Linked DNA regions of Homo sapiens: region 1 is linked to region 2. The links are chromatin contacts, found by Hi-C or POLR2A ChIA-PET in ENCODE. All regions are on one chromosome and are shown on one strand. Each heading gives the region's core, a stretch centred on a gene start or an enhancer-like site at or near the end of the contact. The rest is flanking DNA. Distances are from core to core; before and after follow the strand shown.

The links. A loop is a pair of places that touch in the nucleus more often than their neighbours do. ChIA-PET counts read pairs that join two places held with the same protein, here RNA polymerase II (POLR2A).
Region 1: a loop to region 2 is called in a map of heart right ventricle, with 2.5 times the contacts of the local background. The contact joins two enhancer-like sites. A Hi-C loop is called at or near these places in 7 of 168 maps with a recorded cell type or tissue (HepG2, Right ventricle myocardium superior, ascending aorta and 4 more). POLR2A ChIA-PET finds 5 or more read pairs at or near these places in 4 of 52 experiments (AG04450, HEK293, HepG2 and 1 more).

Annotation. Positions count from the first base shown.
Region 1 is chr17:61,334,539-61,339,693 of GRCh38, reverse strand. The region is part of intron 22 of BCAS3 (BCAS3 microtubule associated cell migration factor); the gene reads right to left. Among named protein-coding and RNA genes, the nearest start is that of TBX2-AS1, 62 kb to the left of the region's middle. RefSeq lists a silencer at 2,892-3,186. Within about 2 kb of position 1,638, at least 11 of the 41 ENCODE cell types and tissues checked have a DNase peak (open chromatin) inside an H3K27ac peak, as active enhancers do; they include ascending aorta, where a contact is called at or near this core.
Region 2 is chr17:61,373,631-61,378,882 of GRCh38, reverse strand. The region is part of intron 23 of BCAS3 (BCAS3 microtubule associated cell migration factor); the gene reads right to left. Among named protein-coding and RNA genes, the nearest start is that of TBX2-AS1, 23 kb to the left of the region's middle. Within about 2 kb of position 1,543, at least 3 of the 41 ENCODE cell types and tissues checked have a DNase peak (open chromatin) inside an H3K27ac peak, as active enhancers do; they include ascending aorta, where a contact is called at or near this core.

The sequences.
Region 1 (5,155 bases), core at 389-2,888, 39 kb after region 2:
CCTAGGTTCGAGCGATTCTCCTGCCTCAGCCTCCCGAGTAGCTGGGATTACAGATGGGCACCACCACGCCCGGCTAATTTTTGTATTCTTAGTAGAGAAGGGGTTTCACCATGTTGGCTAGGCTGGTCTCGAACTCCTGACCTCAGGTGATCTGCTCACCTTGGCCTCCCAACTGCTGGGATTACAGGCTTGAGCCAATGTTTCCAGCCTCCTCAGTCTTTAGATGCTGAGATTCCCTAGTTTACCTGCAAAGCCTTGGTCTGGTCAAGAAAGGAATAGAATGCCAAGGGAAATGCTAGTTTGAGCTCCTTTAGGCGGCTTCATGGGCCTTCCCATTGTATCCTTATCCCCTGGATCCAAGGGAGCCAGTGCACTCACCAAACCAAAACCCTTTCTTCATTGGCTTTTGGGTGTGACCTGGGATGAAGGAGAGGTGGGCACTAGGGGCAGGGAGTAAAACCGACCAAGGGCAAGTGGCGCCTGCCACTGTCAGAATCAGGGTTGAAGCCGAGAGCTGGGAAGATGACTGCCAATCGTCAGTTTCTGCATCCTCCACAGAACAACCTTCCCAGGGGGTCACATGTCACTGATTGAGTAATAGAGTCCAAAAGAACATGAGAAAATGGGAGAGGCAGATGGGTCTTTGTGAATTTTTTTTTTTCCCAAAACCAAGATGTTAAACTTTGGCCCACTAAGAAATGGGGTATGAAGAGGGACTTGACTGCCATGAAGGGGGAGAAAGAAGAGTTCATCTTATTTGCTGTTTTTCCTTTCTGCTTTTTTTTTTTTTTTTTTTTTTTTTTTTCCCAGTAAGGGCACCAGATAGGCTTCCCATTTGAGGACTGATAAGAATTTGCCTTGGGACACTGAAAAAAAATAACTTTTCAGTGTCACAGGGGAAAATGTATTCTTCCTAGGAAATGGAAAAGGCGTTACTCAGAGTGAGGACACAGGGAGCTACGACTCCCACGCGGGCCTGCACTGCCAGATCCAACAGTGATGGGCAGCCTCCCACCCCTGGGACAGCCTTCTTCTTCCAGGCTGGCTTTGGCCTGACTCACAGATCCAAAAGCCCCTACCTCCACTCGGCAAACAATGCCAGAACAACATCTGCTACCCCTAACCTACTTCCCAAAAGAAATGATTAAAAAGTTAAAGAAACACTTCCATATGGAAGAATCCAATCCCAACAGGTCACCACAAAGATACTTCAAACACAATAAAACAGGAAGAGCTAAAAAAAGCAGAGAAGTTCACAGAACCCACACAATCTTTTATATAAGAAAAAAAAAAGCGACTCTGGTAACTTTACACAGTTCAGAACACCATTTGGCAGTTAAGTATGTCCTTAATCTGCTGAATTTGCTTATTATAGTAAAGGTTTAGAAGAATTTGAGAGCGGTGGCCAAAAATACTGCAATAATCTCTACTCCTAAAGTAAACTTACAAAGTGAATTAACTTCTTCAACTGAAATATTTCAAAGTTGAAAGTGTTTGTCCCCTACCGCCCCCGCCAGAGACTGGCCACAGGGATGACACAGTCACTTAAAATCAGAACCACTTGAGTGGATTTATGGTTATTCATCCAACAAATATTTATGGGGCACCTAACATAACATAAGCCGGGCCCAGGGTTAGTCACTGAGATACAACATTAAGCGTGACATTCGACCTAACTTTGAGTTGCTCACAACACAGAAGGGACGCTGCAGTTCCTAAGTCAGAACCCAGACTAACAATACCCTAGAGCTGTGGGGTACTGGATGAAGCGCTTTACCTCACCGAGCCTTGGTTTCCTCAACTATAAAATGGGATAGAACTATCTTCCTTGCAGGACTGGTGGAAATATTCACAGGCACACCACAAATTCTCCATAACAAGGAGGCTTTCTCTGTCTCTAACACCTTGTGAAATGCTGAAAGGTTTCAGCCAAGAACCTAGTGGACACTTTAAGGCTAGAGGAGAGGGAGTAGATCAGAAACGACCTTTAAGGGGTGAGCGCAAAAAGAAAAAGGAAAAAAAAACAATAAAAACAATCCCACCAACATTCAGTTTAGGTGTACTAGAAACTGTAATTTTCTTCGGAGAGTAACAGACGCAGAGGCTGTTCACATGGAATTTGGCAAATCAAAGGCGAGGGAAGCCTGGCAGGATCTTGGCAGGAGGATCCCTGGGAGCATTTTGTTGCTCCAAGAGGAAGACCTGGGGCCGAGGGCTGTGGGCAAAGCCAAGCGTCTCCTCCTAGAGGCTGCAAGCTGACTTCTTTGGCCACCTCTCTTGGGCCTTAAATTGCTTCCTGAGGTGAGGCCCCCAGCTAATGGTTTATTTACAACGGAAGCAGCACTGACCTGGGAGAACACTGAATCACAGACCCCACATTAGCCAGGAACACCAGTGCTCTCCACCAATAACTTCCCAAGATACGTGAACCTGCAACTGCCTCTATTTACAGACACTGACATGGCTCACGTCCCTGTTCCACTCGGGTGAGGCGATTTAAATAAAGTATAAAAAAGGGAGCCTGGGCAGAAATATCAGGCTTGGAGTTCAGAAAGGATAAAGTTTGTTGTTGTTTTTTTTTGAGATGGAGTCTTGCTCTGTCACCCAGGCTGGAGTGCAATGAGGCAATCTTGGCTCACTGCAACCTCCACCTCCCAGGTTCAAGTGATTCTCCTGCCTCAGCCTCCTGAGTAGCTGGGATTACAGGCACGTGCCACCAAGCCTGGCTAATTTTTGTATTTTTAGTAGAGACAGGGTTTCACCATGTTGGCCAGGCTGGTCTCAAACTCCTGACCTCAAGTGATCTGCCCGCCTTGGCCTCCCAAAGTGCTGGGATTACAGGTGTGAGCCACCACGCCTGGCCAGAAAGGATAAAGTTCTGCTGCTGCCTTTTCTGTGTAACCTTGGGCAAGACTTTTCCTCTCTGGGCAAAATGACATGACACATTCATGCCCCCAAATCTAGCTTTCCCCAAACAAAGTTGTCAGTAACATTAAGACAAACAAACAAAAAATGGATACAGCACCCCTGTGGATGAATGAAATGAAGCCCCAGTACAAAGTACAAAGGATTGTGACTGCGGGGAAGCCAGGCTTGGCATGAACACAGTGCACCTTCCAAACTAGAAAGCCTGTTATGTGAAAACTGGCAAGGCTGCTGCCAGCGTAGCTGGGCTAGAGGTGGGCATAGGTGGGTAAGGTTTCTAGAAAGACCCACAGAGAACAGGAAGAAAGCTTGAAGCTCTCCGTGGGAGGACGCTGACAAAGACCAGGGGAAAGAAGCCTAAGAGAATGCAGGCTGTCTGTTCCGATATTTAATATCCAAGAACTAAAGGCAGAAGAGGTGCAAAAAGCTTAATAGTATTTGTAGTTCAAATTAAAGTGTTCAAAGCCCCGTTATAGAGCAGGGTAATGTATGCAATGACATCTGGGACTGTAATCAGCAAAGTGCTTTCAAGAGCTGCCAAAGCAAACAGCCAAATAACAAATCCACTTTACAGATCATCAATCCGGTCCTGGACTTGCCAAGGTAAATAGTAAAAGGCTGAAGTTTGCTTTGCAAACCAGGGAGCTGGGAGTTTAGCGAGGCCTTGATCCAGAGCAGCACCACTGGGCCAGGGCCTCTGGAGCTGGAGGCGCGAAAGGAAAGCCGACACGCCCTGTATCTGAAAAGTATGGAAAGGGGGCTGGGAGCGAGGGCTCCCCGAGGTGGGGGGCTGGCAGCCCCTTGGGGTGAGGTCTAAAGACAGCTGTCAATCTGGCAGGCAGCCACAGCTGCTAGGCTGGGCGGTACCCTCTCAGGTGCCCACTCTCCAGCTCAGACTCTGGTGCTTTGCGTTTTTGGCCAGATTGGAGTTTATAGATTTCTGAGAAGAAAATACAACCAGAAGCTGCTTTTTCTCCCTTGCTTCCAGTTTCTATGAAAGGCAATTAACTCTCAAAGCCAGAAAGGCAATTCTTTTTTTCTGATTTTTTCTAGAGATGGGGTCTTGCTTTGTTGCCCAGGCTGGTCTTGAACTTCTGGCCTCTAGCGATCCTCCTGCCTCAGCCTCCCATAGTGCTAGGATGAGCCATTGCACCTGGCCCAGAAGAGCATTTCTCAGAGAAGTCAGTCAGCACCCAGAGGAGAAGGCACAGTCCTAGGGAGTGGATGCTCTCCTGCAAAACCTGACTCACAGGGACCCTGACTCCCCGGAGCTCTGAGCTGAGGCAGCTGTAGAAGAGCAGTGGCCAAAGGGCATCTTGGCGTCATTGCTGAGAGTCTTACAACTGGAAAAAAGGCCCAGACCCTTTGATGAGACCCAACAGGCAGAAAATAGTAGTTCTGAGTCAGAGGGGAAGAAGTGCTCCTGCAACATTAGGGACCTTGACTATAGACACATTGCGAGTGTGCCCTGGAAAGGACGATTCAGCATGTTAGGCCAGAGGGGAAAGTCCCCCTCCTAGCCCTGGGAAGGAATCGCTGCTGTGAACGTACAGAGCACACACAAGGCCTGCGGACTTTAGTGGAAGCAGACTTGCCTAAAGGGCAAGGGAACCTAAGGGAAGTTTGCTGAGTCAACTTGGTGAGAAAAAGAAATGGGCTGAAAATGACACCAGGCTGAAAGCTGGGGCAGTGATGTGCCTGAGGAAGAACTCCGGTCTGTTCTGGGTGCCCCTGGGATGACCACAGTGGCCAGGTAACTGAGGTCCTGTGCTCAGGTTCAGGACCTCAGTCAGGTTCAGTCCTCAGGCAGGTTCAGGCTCTCCCCATCCACAGACCAACTTCTGCGAAGGCCAGGTGCAGTAAAGGTCTCTCAGCCTTAGCTACTGGGCCAAGGCCCATCAGTGGGTCAAGCATTTACTGGGCACTAATAAATACCGGTTGCTGTTACAGTGAGCTGTTCCTGTGACACTTAGGTTTCCCAAAAATACAATTCAACATTTGTCGTGGCTCCTTTGCCCTCTTAGGATCTATTATGTGTAAGACATTGGCTCAATGACTGGATACATCGTTTTCTTGGTGTTTTTTTTTTTTTTTTTTTTTTTTTGAGATGGAGTTTTGCTGTTGTTGCATAGGCTGGAGTGCAATGGTGCGATCTCAGCTCACCGCAACCTCCACCTCCCAGGTTCAAGCGATTATCCTGCCTCAGCCTCCTGAGTAGCTGGGAATACGG
Region 2 (5,252 bases), core at 294-2,793:
CTCCCATTACAGCTCTGCCCCTGGCGGGGCTTCCAGTAGCCTTAGTGACGAAGGTGGGGTGGGGGAAATGATCTACCCAGAATCAGATTTGAGACCTGGCCAGAAATTAACAAGTGTGACTTTTAATCAATAACTATTCCCATTGCTTTGACTGGCTTTCATTTACCTCTCAGGGGCCACAGAAACCCATCCAGTCACTCAACAAACATTAACTGAGGCTCAGCCTGGCTCTCCTTCCAGTGCTGGTTGCTGGGCAGGGAGAAGGCTGGTGGTTGGGGATAACAAAGATGGTTCAGACTCAGTTCAAAGAACCAGTAGTGGGTCAAGACACTCGTGGGAGTATGGGTGAGGGAGGGGCTGAAGGGACCACCAGGGCCGGCCCTTTTCCAATGGCAAAACGAAGGGAATTGGTGAGCAAGTTAATGGAAAAGGCAGCATACACTCTTTGCCCAGGGCCAAGTATCCAGCAAGTCGGTGGTGCAGAAATTCAGAGACAGAGAGAGTTGCACACATTTGGCTTCATGGTCAGGGAAAGCAACACAGAGGAGGTGAGATTTGAGCTTGGCCTAAGACGACGACTGGGCAGGATGGGAGGGCAGCGGTCCTGAGGGGTGACCAACATGCACCAGGGCCAGGTAACAGGGTGCATGCTGGGGATGCTGGGATCCTATATTGGCAAGAAGGTGGAGGAGGTGAAATATGCAGAGGTTACTGCAGAAGGGGTGGGAGGTCAGGCTGGAAGGGAAGGTGGGGAAGGCCTGTAAGAGACAGAAACATGATGGCAAGGAGCCTGGGTGCAATGTGCAGGCCTGGACACTTTCTGAGCAGGGAAGTGCAACGGCAGTCAAGGCAGGCCCTGCTAGTGACAGTCCCCTTCCTCTGCTGGATCCCTACTTATTCTGAATAAAAGGTGAGAATAACTGATAAAACTCCAACCCTTCAGACCATGGGAGACCGGCAGGATCTTAATAACTGGAACCTCTTCCCAAATTTCTTATTTTAATCCCACATCTTTTAGTTATACTCTCACTTCAAATCTTTCGTTTCCTCCTTTGTAAACTGGAGAGGGGAAGGTCTACCTGGCAGTGCTCTGACAATTAGAGGACATTTATGTGGCAGGCAGAGTCTTAGGCGTACAAGTCCCACGGGAGGTGTGGCCACTGCTATCGTGGAGAGGAGTAAAAGAGAGAGACCGAGTGCTCCCTGCAGCAGCCAGGACATCAGAGTTACAGGAGGCCAACGATTACTACATTTACTAGCTCCTCCTCCCCACACTGTGTCACAGAGGAAGAAACTGGCCCAGAGAGGGAAAGGCACTTGCCCAGGGTCACAGGTTTACCCCATTGCTTGATGAGGGCTTCAAATCCCATCGAAAAGGGGAAAAAAACACCACATTCTTCCCAATAGCGGGAGCTTGGTGCTGGGAACTGAAAGGACTCTCAGATTTGGCCTCTCCTGCCAGTGGAAAATAGCTAGGAATAGGCAATCCGACACTGAACCGAGACACAAATAGCAACACCAACAACACCACCCCTGCCGAGGCCACCGGCTGTCCCACAGTCTCGCTGGCGCAGCTGCTCCCTCTTGTCCCGAGTAGGGATGCTTGTGACCTGCTGGTGGGACTGGGCTCTCTATCTGGTGGCCCTGTGCCTCTGGGGACACTTTCTTCTCTCACCCTCAGCAATCAGGGCATTAGGCACTGGGGAGTTCCAGCTTTGCCTCCGCATCCTAGAAAGACCATGCCCTGTGGGCAGGGGAGCACTCCTGACTTCCACTTGGTCCAGCTCAGCTAGGGAGGCCCAGCGGGAAGCTGGGGGTAGAAGTCAGAGAGAAACAGACCCACCGTTCAGTATTGTGGCCTCCTCTGGGGCTTTAATCTCTTTGAGGGTAGGAAACTTGTCTCTCTTATTTTTCTCCAGCCTATTGGGGAAGAAACTGGCAGATACCGATGGAGACCCTGCCTGCCCCAACCACAGAAAGAACACGTTGGGCCACTGATGAGGTCATTAAGAGAAGACACTGAGAGAACTTTTGTAGATGCTGTAGAAGGAGGAAAACTCCAGGGCCCAATTAGATAAGGCAGAGGAAAAGCCCTAGGTTCTGGCTAAGTTGCTTGGGTGATAGCATTTGCTGAGACAGGTGCAATTTTAGGAGCACTGGGCAATCAGAGATATTACCCAGAGAAGCCTAGAGACTTTGGCAAGAGAGCCAGACCAAGCCAGAAGCTATGGCTTGCACAGATGAATCACCCTTGTGCATCTTGAGAAGGGGACCCAGGAAGTTGGAGAGGTAAGGCTTGGAGGAAAAAATTAAAAGACAAGACTGGGTCTCATGGGCGGCCACACTGGGGATCCTGGAGAGGAGAGCGATTCCTACTTTCAGGAGGCCGAAAGACTAACCCTTCCTGGGTATCTGGGGTAAATACCAGTTTGCCTGATAGAGTGGCTGTAGGAAGAGGAGAGAAGATTCTCTGGAAAGATCAAAGCAGCTTGGTGGTTGTGTGTGGTAGGGAAGCAGGGAATGTGACCTATGGGGCTATGAGCCACGATGGCCCTGTGAAGGCAGCATCTTCAGCTCACACAACCTCCGGGTTTGCTTAGGACAGGAACAGTGTGGCTAACCCAGGACCCATAAAGGAGGCTCACCTTTCACTTAGAATCAGAGAATCTCAGGTTTGGGAAAGGGACCTGAGAGGCCCACATAACACATGTAAATGTCACTTCTCCAGCTTTCTGGGGCAACACTGTCAGTTCCTATTTCCATGGCCTTGCAATGAGTTGGGCCAGTAGGATGCATCTATCTACCCCTAGGGCTGGACTGGATAAAGTTCTCTCTAAATTGCAGATTTTAAAAATATGTGGGATGCAGAAAATTCTAACCACCACCACATCTTCTGAAATGTCTGCAAAGTCAAATGTGGTCAACTACTTTCTGTAGCGAATACTGATAAATCAATTATCTGCTTTTAAAATGAGACTGACCAGAGAGTAGGGATGGCTAAAAGATAATTGGCCCGGTGTGGTGGCTCATGCATGTAATCCCAGCACTTTGGGAGGCCGAGGTGGGTGGATCACCTGAGGTCAGGAGTCTGAGATCAGCCTGGCCAACATGGTGAAACCCTGTCTCTACTAAAAATTCAAAAATTAGCTGGGCATGGTGGCGCATGCCTGTAATCCACGCTACCCAGGAGGCTGAGGCAGGAGAATCGCTGGAACATGATGGGAGGTGGAGGCTGCAGTGAGCTGAGATTGTGCCATTGCACTCTAGTCTGGGTGACAGAGTGAGACTCCATCTCAAAAAAAAAAAAAAAAAAGATAATTAACACATGGTACTGGTGCCTACAATTATTGTCATCTGATCATGTGGCAACCTGGTATGGGATGGGGCTAATATGATCCCTATTGGAAATGTAGCCTTAGATTGAAAAAGTTCCCAGCCCTCCATACTGACCCAGGCAGGAGTTCCAAGGCCCTTTGGAAGAGCTGATTCTAGAGGCAGGAGAGGGGTCCAATACACTGAGATATTTGGATTAGTTATTTGGTACATATCTGATTGACTCCAGTAAAAACAGCTCATATTTGTTGGGAGCTTACTTTTTACAGTCTTAAAATGAAAGACTTTATTAGTACACACACACACACACACACACACACACACACACACAAATAGTGCTTTTAGGTCATCTTTTGCAAAACATAGCAATCAACAAATATTTGTTATTAACTTGCTGAAACCATCCCGTGATCACTTAAAAACTGCCTAATGTTCAAAGTGTTCTTTTTATGTTAACAAGAGAAAAAGAAAGGCGCAGCCCTTTCAGTACATAAAAGTAGCTTCTGACAGAAATCTTTGGAAGAGCTTTAGTTGAACATAATCTTAAAGCCTTTTCTGCAGAGTAATTAATACATAAATGGGAAAACTCAGAGGATTTAGGTGAACAAGCTAGAGCATTGATTTTCAAAGCGCAGATTGCCATTCACCAATGTATTGTGAAATCACTTTAGTGGGTCACGAGTGCATTTTTTAAAAAATGAAATAAAATAGAAAGTACAAGATAATTCTTAGAATAATAGAAGAAAAGGAAGTACTAGAATGCACTGGCCGTAATATTGTTTTGTGAAGGGTTATAGATGTGGGTGAACTAGGTCAGGAAGTAAAATATGTATATGACAGAAGGTAAGAGGCAAAGACTGAGCCCACTATGTTATCCCCAAGAATAACTACTTCTGGCTAGGGCAGAGACTGTTAAAGAGACGGCAGGCAGGAAAAGATGAAGCCTTTTCCTATCTTTAATGCTGTCACTGTAAAGAAGAATCAGTGAGCCCGGGGCCGCAGGAAGGAACAGTCACGGGGAACAGACAGTCTCCCGGACCCTGAGAGCTGACTCTGTGAGCACTTAAGAGTCAACAGCAGGCCGGGTGCAGTGGCTCATGCCTGTAATCCCAACACTTTGGGAAGCTGAGGCAGGCAGATCACTTGAGGTCAGGAGTTTGAGACCAGCCTGGCCAACATGGTGAAACCCTGTCTCTACTAAAAATACAAAAATTAGCCGAGTGTGGTGGCATATGCCTGTAGTCCTAGCCACTTGGGAGGCTGAGGCATGAGAATTGCTTGAACCCTGGAGGCAGAGGTTGCAGTGAGCCGAGATCGTGCCACTGCACTCCAGCCTGGGTGACAGAGAAAAAAAAAAAAAAAGGAAGTTAACAGCAGCAAACAGATACTCAGATACTCCTGCAACAGAGATGCATCAAGAATACTTTAAATGGGGGCCAGGAACTGCGGTTCATGCCTGTAATCCCAGCACTTTGGGAGGCTGAGGTGGGCAGATCACTTGAGGCCAGGAGTTTGAGACCAGCCTGGCTAACATGGTGAAACTCCGTCTCTACTAAAAATACAAAAATTAGCTGGGCATGGTGGCGCACGCCTGTAGTCCTAGTCGCTCAGGAAAGGGCCCCAGGAGAGGAGGCTGAGGCATGCGATTCGCTTGAACCCATGAGGTGGAGGTTGCAGTGAGCCGAGATCGCACCACTGTACTCCAGTCTGGGTGACAGAGCAAAAAAAAAAAAAAAAAAAACAAAGAAGAAGAAGAAGTTAACAGCAGCAAACAGATACTTCCTGCAACAGAGATGCATCAAGAATACTTTAAACAGGGGCTGGGCATCGTGGTTCATGCCTGTAATCCCAGCACTTTGGGATCACTTGAGGCCAGGAGTTCGAGACCAGCCTGGCCAACATGGTGAAACCTCGTCTCT